2 separate regions of the Homo sapiens genome follow, and region 1 is linked to region 2. The links are chromatin loops, found by intact Hi-C in ENCODE. Cell type or tissue: heart right ventricle. All regions are shown on one strand.

Region 1 (8,000 bases), 130 kb after region 2:
GAGATTTTTGGTCCCCAAGAATTAAAAATTTAATGGAGGAGATAATCATAAACTTACAGAGAAGTATATGATAGGCTGTGTCAAAGTGGGAACAATGTAGACTAGGGAAATACAATGCTTCTCTTGGATGGGTCACACCTAGGAGGGGCCAAAGGGGACAACTCACTGGGTATTGGAATGATCTGGATCCCTGGATTACTTGGTTGGTGCTGGGCTGATTCGGAAACCCTTTCTATTTTCAACTCTTCTGCTAAACATCATTATAGTAACATCAGTACACATCCTGCTGTTACCAAGTGTCAGTGTTTGGTCAGTTTGAGTTTTACAGGCATATAGAACTGCCATTTTGTCATTTCTGTCTACATTGTACAAAAAAGTAATTTAACTGAGCTTTATAACTTATGATTTGGAGAACTCCACAGCTCCCGTTGTTCTTTCTCAAAAAATTATTTTCAGTGCAACTTAGCTTTCTGTGTATCTCCATTGCTCATCTGCCCTAGATGGTTCAGGTTGGTTGCTGTCTCTATTAGTGTGACAAGAGTTAATAAAATGATTAATTAAAAAGAGCCTTAAACGTCTACTTAGAAAACACTAGATAAATGCTAAGTAGGGTGCTTTTTGGTGGATCAAGAGAGTCCAGATCACTAATATATGGATGGCGTATAAATTAAATCACTGTGTAAGACTGCAAAATGTCAGAGAAACATTTTAATATGTTCCCCCCAGCATTTGCCTTTCTGTACATATGTCTTAGAATTATAATGCCTACATTTTAACTATGGTTTTCTGTGGGTATATATACAAATAGATAGCAACTGATTAAAAAAAAAGATCTCAACTTTTTTTTTTCAATTCACAAGATTGGAGTATTTGGAGATAGGGCTGTTTTTTCTCTTTTTTTCCTTTTAAAGCCATCCACATTTTCTTTTCTACTGCTTTCTCACTCAAAAAATGTAAGCTAGAAAAAGTTGATCTCATGGAAGTAAAAAGGAGAACAGAGATTACTAGAGGCTGGAAACAGTAGGGAGAAGGGGAGGATAGAGAAATATTTGTTAAGAATACGAAATGACAGCTAGATAGGAGGAATTAAGTGGTAGTGTTCTATAGCACTATAGTATGACTATAGTTAACAACGATATATTATATATTTTCAAATACTTAGAGGATATTGAATAGTCCCAAAGAAATGAAAAATGTTGGAACATATGCTAATACCCTGATCTGATCACTATGCATTGTATGTATTGAAACATCCCTACGTACAATTATTATGTATCAATTTAAAAAATATCTAAAAATATATGTGTACCTAAGTGTATACACCTTATATATCCTTTGATTTCCTTATGAAACACAGCATAGTTTGAGATTTAAAATGAATAAAATGGTTCTTTATGCTCTGTAAAATTAGAAAATCCTTCAGCTTTTAGAAGCTCTCTGTTGGTTTATTAGTTGATCACAAATTAATATGTCCCTTTGGTTTAATCTGTATCATAAAACAAAAGTTGACTGTTCCCAAACATGTGCTTGGATAAGAGAAAGCTGTTAATAAATATCTATTGACTGAATGAAAGTATAAATGAATAAATATTTTTAGCCCTTAGAAATATGTGAAAAATACCTAGAAAATATTAGACATACCAAGGTCAATGCTAAATGTAAAATGTATTTCTAAGAAAACTCTAAGTATGCAACCATATGGATTGATTAAAACTAGTTACTTAAAACCTCTTATGACTGTATTTTTCTTGTTTTTGAAAAATAAATGCAGTTTGCACTCTCCTTGCTTAGAACTTACGTATTCTATTTCACAAAAGTGCATGCTTGTGTTATTAAATGTGTGTGTGTGTGTGTGTGTATATACATATACATATATCTTGATCCCTAATCTCAGTTAGCTCCAAAGGTGTTCTAAATATATAAATGTTATAGGTCACAGTGTGATCTCTTAACACTATATTTTTTGGTTGAGTGTGGTGGCTCATGCCTGTAATCCCAGCACTTTGGGCGGCTGAGGTGGAAGGATAATTGGAGCCCAGGATTTTGAGATCAGCCAGGGCAACATAGTGAGACCCTGTCTCTACTGAAAATACAAAAAAATTATCCAGGTGTTGTGGCACGTGCCTGTAGTCCCTGCTACTTGGGAGGCTGAGGTGGGAGGATCTCTTGAGCCTGGGAGGTCGAGACTACAGTAAGCCAGGATTGCGCCACTGCACTCCAGCCTGGGTGACAGAGTGAGAGACCCTTTTTCAAAAAAGCCTACGTTTTTCACCAACACATTTCAAAATTACTTTTAAAATTATTATTGTTTTTAAAGATAGGTATGTGCCAAAATTAGAACTTTGGGTCCAAGAGCATCTCCACATTCACATAAAGAAACTTAAGTTCAGTAACTTGCTCAGGCTATAAAGTAGAAGAGTTAGGATTTGAACCCAGGTCAGAGGGCTCCAAAGCCCTTTCACTTTCCATCAAAAACATTTGATATTTTGCCAAAAATATCATGACTGTTTGTCCATTGCCATTTCATATCCTTCAAACAGCTATAAAGTGTGGAGAAATGATAACTTCATAACTCACGCTACAGCTCGCAGACACACTTAATTAGCTTAGGGACAAACAGTTGTGACATTATGAGTGGGAGTTGCAAGGCTGAGTTGAATGTACTGATGGGGATGTTGGTTAAAAACAAAAAGCCATTCTATTCTACATCGTGGCAATCTTTGTACTTCAAAAGTAGTAGTATTCTGAGACGTTTACTGTGTATTATAGATTTGAATCACAATTCAGCAATACTAGAGAAGGAGAAATCTACTTTTTCTAAATTTTCTCTACAGTGAAATAAAATGCTTTTGGAATATTTACTTGAGGAATGGGTTATCTGAATGTTCTCACTGAAACTCATTACACCGTATAGTGAAAATCTAGTTACAGGTAGTTGAAGTGTAGGTATAGATAGTATGTGATTCATAATGACGCATGTATGCCATGATTTACCTCAGTCACTGGACAGTAAGAATGTGATTAAGGAAGTTTCCTCTGCAACATTTCAAGATAAGTTAGCTGTTTTGAGCCACACAAATATTAAACTATGCATTGTGGCCAAGTGCCTATAATGCCAAAAGCACCTGTTTCAAATTGTGAGTAATATCTTATGTGTTACACTATTGAAATCTCCTTGTTACAGAATATTAATACTACCTATTGAAAAGAGTAAGAAATAAGAGTTTCTCATTTCCACCCTTTTGGATTTATTTCATCAAATGATGTGTTGATGAATAATGCCCTTTCTGTAAGATGGATAACTCATGGAAAGAAAGCCATTTGGACATGGATACTCAAGATTTTAAAGAATTTAGGAGGTGGCAGTGTGAATATCAAATAAGGTGCCACTTGTAGAGAGAGTATCTCAGAAAAGGAGCAGAGAATCATACAATAGAAAAGTGAAAAGCTGTTTCCTGTGGTAGATAGACTCTAAATAATGATTTTAGAGACAGACATAATAAATTAATTTATTGGTTCATTGAAGAAACATCCTGAGTTCCTATGACATGCTAGGCATTGTGCTGGTGGGGGCGAGGGTTGGGTGAGTAGTGGCGTATGGAGATGAAAAGATGCATCAGACATGGTCCTTGTCTTCATAGAACTTTCCACAGGGTAAAACTGGAAAAACCCTGCTGGGACAGAGTGGGCATCTATTCCGGCTTAGGCAAGCATATCTTATCCTATTGATATCTGTACAATATTATCCTTAAACTAGAAATACAATAATATGTTTTATTCTGACAATGAGGAATAATTTTCCATATTAAGGAATAGGTTAATCTCTAAATAGTATGCTATTTATTTTATCTTACTTTTTCCTCTGTGTTTTTAAATATTTAACAATTTAGGTAGCATCCTAGCAGGGCATCACTAGAGAAATAAAATGAAGCATTTTTAAGTAAATATATTTTACAGATCATTTGGAATTGTTTCAAAAACTTCATTAACTTTTAATGAACCAAAAATATAGTTCATTGGAATTAAATGTTCCATGTGAAGATATTTATTTCGGAAACTACATGACTAAACCAATGGTAAGTTGAAGTTAAAAAAGTGACCCCAAGAGAGGGACAATGTCATATTATTATTGTTATAACCCATATATGTTTAATAATGACCATGCAGGATGGTGCATATAGCAAATAACTAGGTAAAGTTTCTAGGAATTTTTATTCTATTTCTCTTCTTTCAATTCTAATGTATGGGCCAACTCATCATTTTAATACAGAGCTTTGAGAGAAAATGCATAAATGTAATTTTCTGTATGATCACTAGATGGCGCCATGCTTCCCTTAGAATGAAGCTGCTCAGGAATTTGCAAGTGCAGTTCTGAGTATTTCACATAGAAACCTGGAAGATGAGACAATTGTATTTCCCATAAGGTTTTGATTCACTAATATCATCAAAACAACAATTAGCACGTGTTACTTTGCATTCAAAAAGGGAGTAACGATTGGGTTTGTAAACAGTATATTGAAATAATCATTACTGAGGACAAAAGTGAAGCATGCCTCTAAGAGGTAATTCGGAAGGTCTCTTTTGCTTTCCAAAAACATACTAGTAACAAGGAAACATCTTATACTTGCTTGGAAAACTGGGTCCTAGTCAATGAGCTATGTCTTAAGGAATGGAAATACTGGCAAATGTGGTAAAGTTTACATAGCCATTTTCTGCAAACCAAGAAGATAAATTGCATTCTGCCTAGTCTTAGGCAAACAGTTGGGCCATTTACTGTTCCATCAAAAAAAGGATTGTCAGATCCCCAAAAGCACAAGGATGCATATAGAGTGTCCATTTAAACTTCCTGATCAAAGATATACACTCGTGAAGGTGGAGTGGAAGACTTCTTTATAGGAGTATGATTCATGTTTATAAAATTGGAGACACTTAGAAAGTTGAGTTAAAAGTGACTCAAAGGATATCTTTTCATTGCCCTTTTTATAGATGGAAAAACATGGATGTAGCTGTTTCATACAGCTAAGACACTAGTGCATCAAAACACAATACATTTGTGAGACATCTTGTTATGATTTCAAAGCAGTTTGTCAATAAATGTGTATGTTCAATGGTTACAGTTTGGGATGGTAAGACATCATCAGCTCAGAATAGTAACATCCTTCCCTTTATCTTTTTTATAGAACTTTAAACCTGGATGCAATTTTAAGATCATATGCATCATTTTTTCTATATGGTGATTACATTCTAGATAAATTAATTTGTGATACACTCTGGACTTTTTGTATTACATCAAGTTGAAGTTTCCTTTTGTGGACTTAGAAACAAAAAATTTGCAGTAATAAAAATGAAAAGAGATTATGCAAAAATAATTACTAATGACCATGTTTCTTAGGTGATGAATTTAATTGAGTGTTGGTATTTTAAGAATACGTGCATCAAGCAAATTATAATGTAACCAAATATCCAGAGATTTGAGGAGGAATATCAGGTTATTATCACATTTCAGAGCTGAATTTTTCTTCTTTGGTTCATTGACTGCATTGAATCTTTGTTTTGTGGGTGATATAAACTTTTTCATTTCATTCCTTGCTCTAGGAGTGACTCTGGGGAATCATTAGGTACATGCTTGTTGGTTTTCCATAATAATTATCTCTGAGCCCTAATGGTTTCTGGATTTGGCCTCTCTTCACTTTCTCCAACTTTAGGCAGGAGTTCAGAATGGCCTTCAGTTGCAAAGAGAAGTATAAATCCAACTTACCATCTAGTCTCTTTCTGTGTGGTCTTGGCAAATTTTTTAATCCTGGCTAGGCATGCTGTTACTGGCAGAAATGAGGTTCTGCCTCAACTTTAGCTCCAGCCCTGCCGTTAGCCTGAAGACTTTCCAAGATTTAGGGAGGGTCCATGAATATCTCATCTTCAAGAGTGTGCTATAGAGTTATCGAGCAACTCAGATCTTTTAAAAATCTTGAGTTTAGGAATCATACATTTAAATGTCAGTTCTCCTAGAAAATGAAGATTTTAATCCTTTAGAAAAAAATCTAGGGACAAGGAATTCTAGCATTTCCTAAAGATTCCATCATAAGTAGTGCTTTTAATGTAAAGGGTTTCTTTGAAAAAAATTATTTCTTTACTTTTTTTTTTTTTTTCCTTGAGACAGGGTCTCCCTTTGTCACCCAGGCTGGAGTGGAGTGGTATGATCATGGCTCCTGCAGCCTCTACTTGCTGGGCTCCAGTGATCCTCCCACCTCAGCCTCTCAAATAGCTGGGACTACGGGCTCACACCACCACACCTGTCTCATTTTTGTATTTTTTGTAGAGAAGGGGTTTGGACATGTTACCCAGGCTGGTCTTGAATTCTTGGGCTCAAGTAGTCCTTCTGCCTCCATCTCCCGAAGTGTTGGGATTACAGGTGTGAGTCGTCATGCCTGGCTGTAAAATTGTATTATATTTCTAATATGAAGAAATACTTGGTTTCTCTTTACTGTTTAGAAAGATAATTATCATGATTGTTTTCTTTATTAACTCCTATATGATACTTTGTATTTTTATCCCCTGCTACTCACCCCAAGCTTATTTTTATAATTAGAAAGGAATCAAGCTAGCCAAACAGGAGTTATCCTTCCTTAAGGTAGAGAAGTTACTATTTTTTTTCAAATGGCGATCTGCCTGCCTGAGTTGCTATTTGGATCTCTGATGATTTCTTCCTTTGATCCCCTAACTCAAAGCAGGCAATCAAGGCTATGCTGTTAGTTGTAACCAGATGGAAACCTGATCTCCATTTATACTTTGCCTCTTGTATTGATAACAGGACATGAACCAGGATAGATACACTAACAGTATTTGACTCTGCTGCAGTTGCCAGGCTAAATAACCAGAACTCATATCTCATTCTACTCTACCTATGGAAACACTCTGTATAATGAAAATGTGTGTTGAAAGTGTGTGGGTATATGTTGTGTGTATATGCATTAAAATTCTCATTAGCATGGGCTGGTTGTAATAGTGCATACCTGTTATCCCAACTACTTGGGATGCTGAGGCAGGAGGATCATTTGAACCCAGAGTTCAAGGCCAGCCTGGGTAACACAGCAAGACCGCCATCTATTTAAAAAAAAAAAGTAAAAACTCTCATGAGAATAATAATTAAAGTAGCTATGTTGATCATTGCAGTAATTAAACCAAAATATTAATACTCATACCTGATATAGTTTTTTCCACTTTATTATAATTACATTTCTCTCAAAAAATTTAAGAATTAGTATATGTTTAACATATACAGGTTGAATATCTCTTATTGTAAATGCCTGGGACCAGAAGTGTTTCAACCTTTGAATTTTTTTTTTGGATTTTGGAATACATGCATACACATAGTGAGATATCTTGGGGATAAGACCTTCATCTAAACACAAAATTTATTTATGTTTCGTATATACCTTATAAACATAGGCTGAAAATAATTGTATACAATATTTTAAAATGCTTTCGTACGTGAAACAAAGTTTTGGCTGTGTTTTGACTATGACTTGTCACATGAGGTCAGGTGTGGAATTTTCCACCTGTGACATCATGTCAGCACTCAAAAAGTTTTGGATTGTGGAACATTTTGCATTTTGGATTTTCAGATTAATGATGCTTAACCTACCTTGTGAAATAATGGAGTCCTTTATTAATAACAAAACAATAATAGATGATACTTACAGAGTACTTGTGTGTCAGGCTCTACTCTAAACATTTTATATGTATTAAACCAATTAATCTTCACAAAAACTCTGAATTAGATATATTATTATTATTTCCATATTTTAGAGGAGAAAACTGAGAAACAAGTAATCTAGTCTGTACTCTACCATAATGCTATGTTACATTCTATCAACACTCCCACTGCCTCTTCTGAATTCATTGATAGTGGTGTGGTGGCATAGAGTCCACAGAGTGGAGCATTAATTAATTTTGCATAATGTGAAAGTAAAACTTAAGAAAATTTTAAGGAATAGACAGTG
Region 2 (8,000 bases):
ACCTGGAGTGCCAGAATCCCCTGAAGTGGTTGTAAGAACTCATTGCTGGGGCCAGGTGCGGTGGCTCACACCTGTAATCCCAGCACTTTCGGAGGCCAAGGCAGGCGGATCACTTGAGGTCAGGAATTCGAGACCAGCCTGGCCACCATGGTGAAACCCCTTCTCTACTAAAAATACAAAGATTAGCTGTGCGTGATGGCGGGCACCTGTAATCCCAGCCACTTGGGAGGCTGAGGCAGGAGAATCGCTTGAACCCGGGGGGCGGAGGTTGCAGTGAGCCAAGATGGCGCCACTGCACTCCAGCCTGGGTGGCAGAGACAAATTGAAAAAAAAAAAAAAAAGGAGTTTCTAGGCCCCATCCCCAGAATTTTTGATTTTGTAGGTCTGCGGTGGGATCCAATTATGTACCGTCTAATGAGCTCCCAGGTGATAGTGACGCTGCAGACCTGGCTCCACATTCTGAGAACCACTGCCTTAGAGCCTGCACATCAAGTCACGTTTATATTCCTGTGCCGTACTCCCCTGGTGAGGATTCCTCTGGTCATTCATGCATTTACGTTTTTAAACTCCTTGGAATCAACCAGGTAGAGATTGTACTCTTGTTGTCGTATTTACCATCCTAAATCATTAGCATCTATTATCTTCCTCTGCCCTACACCACAACTCTGCTTGTAACCCATTTGGAGCGTGTTTTCTATGTTCTTGCTTTGTTTACATATTGGTGGCCCCAACTATTTATCAGCTTATTAAAGACATCAGGCCACTATTTGTCTATATCCCTGCACTGCCTAGCAGGGAGCACTGCAGGGACTATTGAATTCATGCACTGTATTCTCTGCTGGCCCATTGATTTCATCCTTATAGCCCCTGCTTCTCACCTGCATGTGTTTTTTTCACAATTTACATACTGATAAAATGAATTCTTGCTTCTTGCTCATGTAAGAATATGGAGGCTGGGCACAGTGGCTCACACCTGTGATCCCAACACTTTGGGAGGCCGAGGCAGGCAGATCATGAGGTCAGGAGATCGAGACCATCCTGGCTAACATGGTGAAACCCCCTCTCTACTAAAAATACAAAAATTAGCTGAGCGTGGTGGTTTGCACCTGTAATCCCAGCTATTTGGGAGGCTGAGGCAGGAGAATCGCTTGAACCTGGGAGGTAGAGGTTGCAGTGAGCTGAGATCACGCCACTGCACTTCAGCCTGGGCAACAGAGTGAGACTCTGTCTCAAAAAAAAAAAAAAAAAAAAGAATATGGAAGTTATAAAAATAATCTGTGATCATATAATGACTGTTTTCCCCAAAAAGGGCATTACTTTCCTGCTTCAAAGTATGTATTTCTTAACTAAAGTGTTTGTGGGATATGGCTGCGTGTTGGCATCACCTAGAGAACTTTAAAAAAAAAATGAAAACAAAAACAAAACAAAACAAAAAACTGATCTTCATGTCCCAGAGGTTCTCTTCTAATTGATGTGGGCTGTGATCTGGGCATAGAGATTGCCAAAATTACCCCGGTGATTCTAACACATAAAAATGTTTTAGAGTTTCTTAAGTACTTTTTTTCCTGATGAGTTTCAAGAGGGCCACTTTTTTTTTCTGGAAGATTATTTTCAGAAACACCTAGCCCTTCTTTATTTGTATCTCCTGTAGATGTTTTCCTTCTGAGTTTTTCTCTGTGAAACAAGAAAATATAATGAACTGTCATTTGCACGTTGCACAAAGCATGAACTTTATTTGGAGTCTTAGATAAACTTGTTCTGATCTAGAAATGAAAAATAATGAACTCTGCTGAGTTCTGCATTTCCTGTCTGAAGTTAGCTTTACCATAAGGATCTGGTGGGTAAGTGTTTGTTGTTCTTGTCATTAATTATTGGAACAGAGTTGTTTGGAGTAGATGATTCATTGTGGAACAAATCGTCTGATTTTGAGGGACATTTTCCATTATAAAATAATTATACATAAAAACAGAAGTATTGCTTTAATACTAAGATTTGTAACAATGCCATGTCATTCTGGTTGTAATGACTCTGTGTCTATTCCACTGGTTTGGAAAATAAAACAGATTGATTTCAGTCATATGAAGATACTTGAAAATAGGTTACATTTAATCAATTAGAAACTAGTTGTTTCTAACTTCACTAATCTTGTAAAAAGAATTAATTCCACCCCACTCCTAAAGTTAGTAGATAGATAGATATCACCAGATAAGTTCCTAAAATATACCTAGGAAATAGCTCTTTCTCAAATAATGATGGTGTCAGTAAGTCTAATGTAAGTCCATTTTATTTTACCCTTTCTTTAGGTTCTGCCCTTGTATCTTAGAATAATGAAATATGAAGTGAAATTTGGTGTCATGGTTTACCTGTAGCCATTTTATAATTTAGATTCATGGGTTTACATTACTTACTGAAACTACTGGGGAAACATTAACAACACAATAGGATTCCTAGATTGATAAACTTCAACACTCAAGCTATGACAGTTGTTCTCAGTCTCGTCTTTGATTCAATGTAAAAATTTGGACAAGTTAATTAGCTTTCTTTTGCTGCGTGTATAGGGGCAGGATAAACTTGAGAATTCCCACAATTATTCAACCCAGATCAAAGATATTTGTCTCAGGAAATCAACAATATTAAGAAAAATGGCTTTTTGAAAAAAAATTAAAAAAATGTTTAGCACCTTCAAATATCAGATTCACATCCTCATCATCCTCACTTAGAGATTTTAAAACTAATAGCAATTTTGTATGGCACATTTGCATTTACAATGCATTTTTGTACACATTCTATTTTCCCCTAAACCCAGGGAGACTGGAAGAGCAACAATTTACATATTTGCGTATTTTTAGAAAGTGAGTCTTAGAAAGGTTAAGTGACTAACCTAGGCTCAAACAGCCAGAAGTGTGTGGAACAAAGGCACCACACAGCTTTGCTGACTGTGAGCTCACTCTTTCTACTCCTCCAGCTATGCCAGCTATACAATAGCAACTTGTGAGAGGTGTTAGGTGTGAGGGATAGTAGGGGGGTAGGGGTGGGGAGGGGAAGAGGAAGCAAAGTCCTCATACTGATTGTATTTTTATCACTTTTCTAAAGGATTTTATGTTTTACAGCCTATTTGTCATTGGTGGAAATATCTCTACACTGGTGCTATAAACAGCAAAACATGCACTTGAGACTCCCTGCAAGCCCATCTAAGTTTTAAGGGTAATTGAGAATAGCAGCACTTGATACACATATCTTCATTTACTATATAGTGTGATCAATTATTTTCCCTGATACTAAGGGAAAATTAAACATCTTTTCATTGGTTGTTGCATTTCTTTCACGGTGTTTTTAATGCACTTTGCGAGCTTTTGTAGTTCTCAAAACTGGCCACTAGATGGTAGTGTTTAGTTAGTATTGTCGCACATGTTCCATTGTGGGAACTTTGATTCTAATAGGAAACATTTCATATATAATACTGCACTGAAACTGTTTCCCCAGTGGCTGAGGCACACGATAAAAACTCTGTGGCTTGAGCCTTCTTTTTCTTTTTTAATGACTAGACCTCCCTTCATTCAACACAGACCTTTCTTCCACATACTACTTATTCAGCAATTCATTTTTCTCCCCATAATAGTCTTTTTAAACACCCCACAGTGAGGGAGTGTTAAAAGTCCTGCCTTTCGTAGAATTTTGCTCTAAACTTCTGAGAGGTAAAGCAGATCTGGTGCCAAGATGATGTGTTCTAGGGAAGTACAAGGACAATAGACTTAAAGACCTGTGCTGCCAGCTTGTGAATAATTGAAGATTTGTATCTCGAAGTAAATTTCAGAGTACCCCTGTACTTCCTTGGGTATCTAAACCAAATAAGACAGAAGTTGTAGTTGCCTGGTATAGATACCACATTGCCAAAATTTTACAGTATTTTGGACAATCCAATAGATGTCTTCTCTCTGCTTTGTTTAAGCCTTCTAATTTCCCCAGCAAGACAAAGCAAAACAAAATTAATTCACACAGCCTGTTTGCATGATATGGTCCGATGGTTTACTATGCTATGTTTGTCATTAGTCACCCAAGCACAGAATCTAAAAGTCACTTATAACCATTTCCTGCCCCCCCATGACTGCTGATTCTTCCAAAACCATAAATCTCCTTTACTAATTCACTTGAATAACCAAACCTGCATTTCAGGTTCTCATTCTTTACACACCCAATAAAAAATGAGATGCCATCTGTTATTTTATTCATTAAGTCAAGTTCTGTTTCTCATGTTCTGCGGGAATTCTTCCCATGTGGTTTTACTGTTTGTTTCACTTTCTTCAATTTCCCTCATCATTACACATAAGCATTTATAAAATACCTCTTCATAAAATCCACTCCAGTCATTCTCTGCAGTTAACTCCAAGATCTCCAAGATCAAAACAGACCCCAAAGTTGTCAATGAAACTGTTCACTTGCACAGTGCAGGGGCTGGGGGTGTGGTTACTTGGGTGTGTGAATATGAACTTTCGGTTGTCTGAGGACAACAGGAAGCCTTGTTTCTGGTTGCTATCATATTAAACTTTAGTTAAGATTTTTATTGTTTATGAGATAGGGAATTTTTTCCCCTGGGGGTCAACTGGGGTCACCCTATTTCCTGAGGGCTAAATAAAATTGGCTGCAATCCCCATCGTACAGATTGTGAAAAGTTCTGCTTTCTCTCCAAAGCTTTTATGAATCCTTGATCACACCAGGCCCCACATCTCTGCTTCAGCCAAATTGGTTGCGTTTAGGAGTTCTCTCACAGTAGCTGTCATCATCTCTTTTTTCCATACCACAGAGGCTCAAGGTAGAACTGAGCCCCTTCCTTAGTTTTCCCAACCACCAGCCTTCCCTCTGCCCCAACAAAACAAAACTTGTTCACACATGGGATTTCTGCATTGTACCACACTTTACTGATGGTTTGAAGAAATGGAAGCAATGTTCACCATAATGTGAGAAGTGACTGTGTTTAGACTTTCATATTCTTAAAAAGTCAGTTACCCAGTGATTTCTATATGGAAGGTGTTAGCCTTTTGCTAGGTTTGCTTGGGTTTTTTCTTTCATTCCTACCCTTCCGTACCTCTCCTACTTCAAAAATTGCTTATAGGAACTCCAGATTTTTCTTACTTAATGGCATTTAGTGCTTTACGTCTCTCCTGCTCCATCCACCTTTTAACTCCCAGAACTACGCAAGTGCTCAGCAGAACAAAATGGGCTTTCATGTAATATTACCACAACTTGATAGAAGATATTTTTGGTTATAAATAGCTTTTAAAAAAAATTTTTTGGTGATTACATGTGGGTACGATGACTAAATTGAATTTTGCTCTTCGTCTCATACACACAAACACACACACACACACACACACACACACACACACACACACACAGGCATTTATATATAGAGAGAGAGAGATGGAGACTTGTTCTGTCATCCCAGCTGGAGTGTAGTGGTGCAATCACAGCTCACTGCAGCCTCAACCTCCCAGGTGCAAGTGATCCTCCTGCTTCAGCCTCCCATGTAGCTGGGATTACAGGTGCGGGCCACCACACCTGGCTATTTTTTATTATTTTTTGTAGATGCGGAATCTCCCTATGTTGCCCAGGCTAGTAACTCCTAGGTGTAAGTGATCCTCCAGACTCGGACTCCCAAAGTGCTGGGATTACAAGTGCAAGCCCCCATACCCCCAGCCTTCTGCTCCTATTTGACCTAGAAATTCCATATAGTAGCCATAGCATTCATTCATTCAACAAATAATTATTGAACACCTACTTGCAAAAAGGAATTCAGTTCCTATTCTGTTGGGGTGATAATCTAGTAAATAATAATAATAATAATGAAAAGTGTCCATGCACTCTTCTAGGCTCCAATAATCCCTATGAAGAGAGGGTATGCTTAAACAACAGATGCTTATTTTCTCACGGTTGTGGAGGCTGGCAGTGTGAGATCGGGGTGCCTGCATAGTGGAGTTCTAGTGAGGGCTGGCTTCCCCTATGCCTTCACCCAAAGTTTATGTGTTATTAATATCAGCAGCCCTCTATCTCTGGATGTCTCTGGTGCCTTAGAAGACATATTCTCTACAGTTAAAGAGTGATCCTCAAGAACGGACAGGGTAAATATATTTTATATTGCTAAATGCCCCCATTTGAAGGGCTATATACCATTTCATGTAGCAAGGAGCACTTAATGGCTCCAGCAGAACAAAATAACTCTACAGAAAATTTTTATTTGCCCAAAGCATCTAACGAGCTGGTCCTTCCATGCATGTGGTGGCACTCTTGTGAACTGCTTCCTGAGATCCTCTTAGTGCAAAGCCAACAACATTCAGTACATTTCCTTCACTTGCCTTTTGGCATGTCCATGACAATATTTCCAGCTGATCTAACTTCTAGAAAATCTATTTCCCACAAGCAACAGGTCTTCTATTTTCCTGCTTAAGAGTGTTTATTTTTGCTTTTTTCAGCAGCTTCACAACTTCTGACTTGGTTGACTTTTTTTTTTTTTTTTTTAGAGAGAATGTCTCTCCTCCATCTGCGAAGTGCTGCATTTTAGGTTTGATCTGACAATTTGATGCAACGGCTCAGGTATATATGACAAGGAAATGGAATTTCTATCCTCGAAATCAATTCTGAACAATAAAAGCTGAGAGGATAAGTTTATTCAAAGGTGATTTGGTATTGCGACAGGCTGCTCCAAATCAGAACTCAGCAACCTGATTTTGAAAAATTTCCAAGTTCATGAAAAGAATCACTTTGTACATAAGGGCTTTCTACTTGTTTGGGTTTGAGCATAACTAGATAGCTTAGTGGGATATCCATATTCTTGCATTTGATGATCACATTTGGCATCTAAATATTATGCTGTTTTCAAATGAAAGAAATACTGCTGAATAAGAGAGCTAGAATGAATTACATACAAAGAAAACTTAAAATAAGTGTCATCTAAGAAGATGAAAAAGCAAACAAGTACATATGTTCTTAACTTTTGGGGGCTTGCCTTTAATTTTTTTAATAAGGCAATTATCTGCTATTAGTAATTATAATAGGAGCTAAAATCCAGTTAATAGTCACTGTGTGTGAAACCCTGTGCTGAGCACCCCAGGGTATGGCCTCCAAGAGGACACACAACACTCTTTTTGGAGAAAGCTGAAGACAGTGGGGGCAGTGACTGAAGGTCACGGAGTTGGTAAAAGGCAGAGCCAAGCTCAAACCCACACAGCCACATACCTGCAACTGTGTTGTTAGCACTGCACTCCCCAGTTACCAAAGCCTTGTTTATTTTCCAGTCCTAAACTCTGCTTAAATGTGCATGAAGAGTAATTTCATTTTTTTTCCTTTTCTAGACTGTAAATTTGTATAATTGGATTTCTACAGGCTTTTGTGTTTCTGGTGAGATTCAAAATGGATTTTTCAAAGTTACGATATTCAGTGACTCCTATAATCTAGAAATTTCTCCCAAGACACCAGACTTCCTCCCTGATCTTTTGACTAAAAGCCTGGTCCCCAGCTGTATTCATTTCCTAGGGCTGCTGTAAGGAAGTATCACAACCTAGGTGGCTTACAACAGCCAAAATGCATTGTCTCACAGTTCTGGAGGCCAGAAATCCAAAAGTAATGTGTTGTCAAGGTTGTTTCCTTCTGAGAACCGTGAGGCAAGGATTTGTTCCAGGCCTCTCTCCTTGGATAGCCGTCTTCTCTCTTTGTTTCTTCATAGTGCCTTCCTCCTGCATATGTGTGTGTCTGCATTTCCCCATTTTATAAGAATTCCCCTCACATCAGATAAGGCCCACTCTAATGACCTTATTTTAACTCGATTACCTCTCTAAAGACCCTATTTCCAAGCAAAGTCCCTTTCTGAGGTACTGGGGTTGGAACTTCAGCCTATTTTTGCAGGGACACAATTCAACCCATAGCACCAGCTCTGAACCAGGGTAGTGCATGGAGGTGGAGACCTAGTACCGTGCTAAGGACCCCAGCCGACAGTGTGGTCCGAGGCA

Evidence for each region. Peaks named below come from ENCODE experiments on the same cell type or tissue, not always from the same donor. Only the 100,000 strongest peaks of a DNase experiment are listed, where the experiment ranks them.
Region 1: a loop joins it to region 2, with 5 times the contacts of the local background. A loop is called at or near these places in 58 of 110 quality-filtered maps.

What each region holds. Positions count from the first base shown.
Region 1 is chr5:59,669,957-59,677,956 of GRCh38, reverse strand. The region is part of intron 1 of PDE4D (phosphodiesterase 4D); the gene reads left to right. Among named protein-coding and RNA genes, the nearest start is that of MIR582, 30 kb to the left of the region's middle. In heart right ventricle, CTCF peaks have their summits at 4,109 and 4,310 (motif pointing right); no DNase peak of the experiment used is centred here.
Region 2 is chr5:59,795,648-59,803,647 of GRCh38, reverse strand. The region is part of intron 1 of PDE4D (phosphodiesterase 4D); the gene reads left to right. It overlaps LOC105378988 (a long non-coding RNA gene), which reads right to left. Exons shown (of 2, transcript XR_001742413.2): 2 at 6,648-8,000. Among named protein-coding and RNA genes, the nearest start is that of PDE4D, 94 kb to the left of the region's middle. RefSeq lists an enhancer at 2,640-3,170. In heart right ventricle, a CTCF peak has its summit at 3,372 (motif pointing right); no DNase peak of the experiment used is centred here; H3K4me3 peaks cover 1,394 bases; H3K27ac peaks cover 2,164 bases.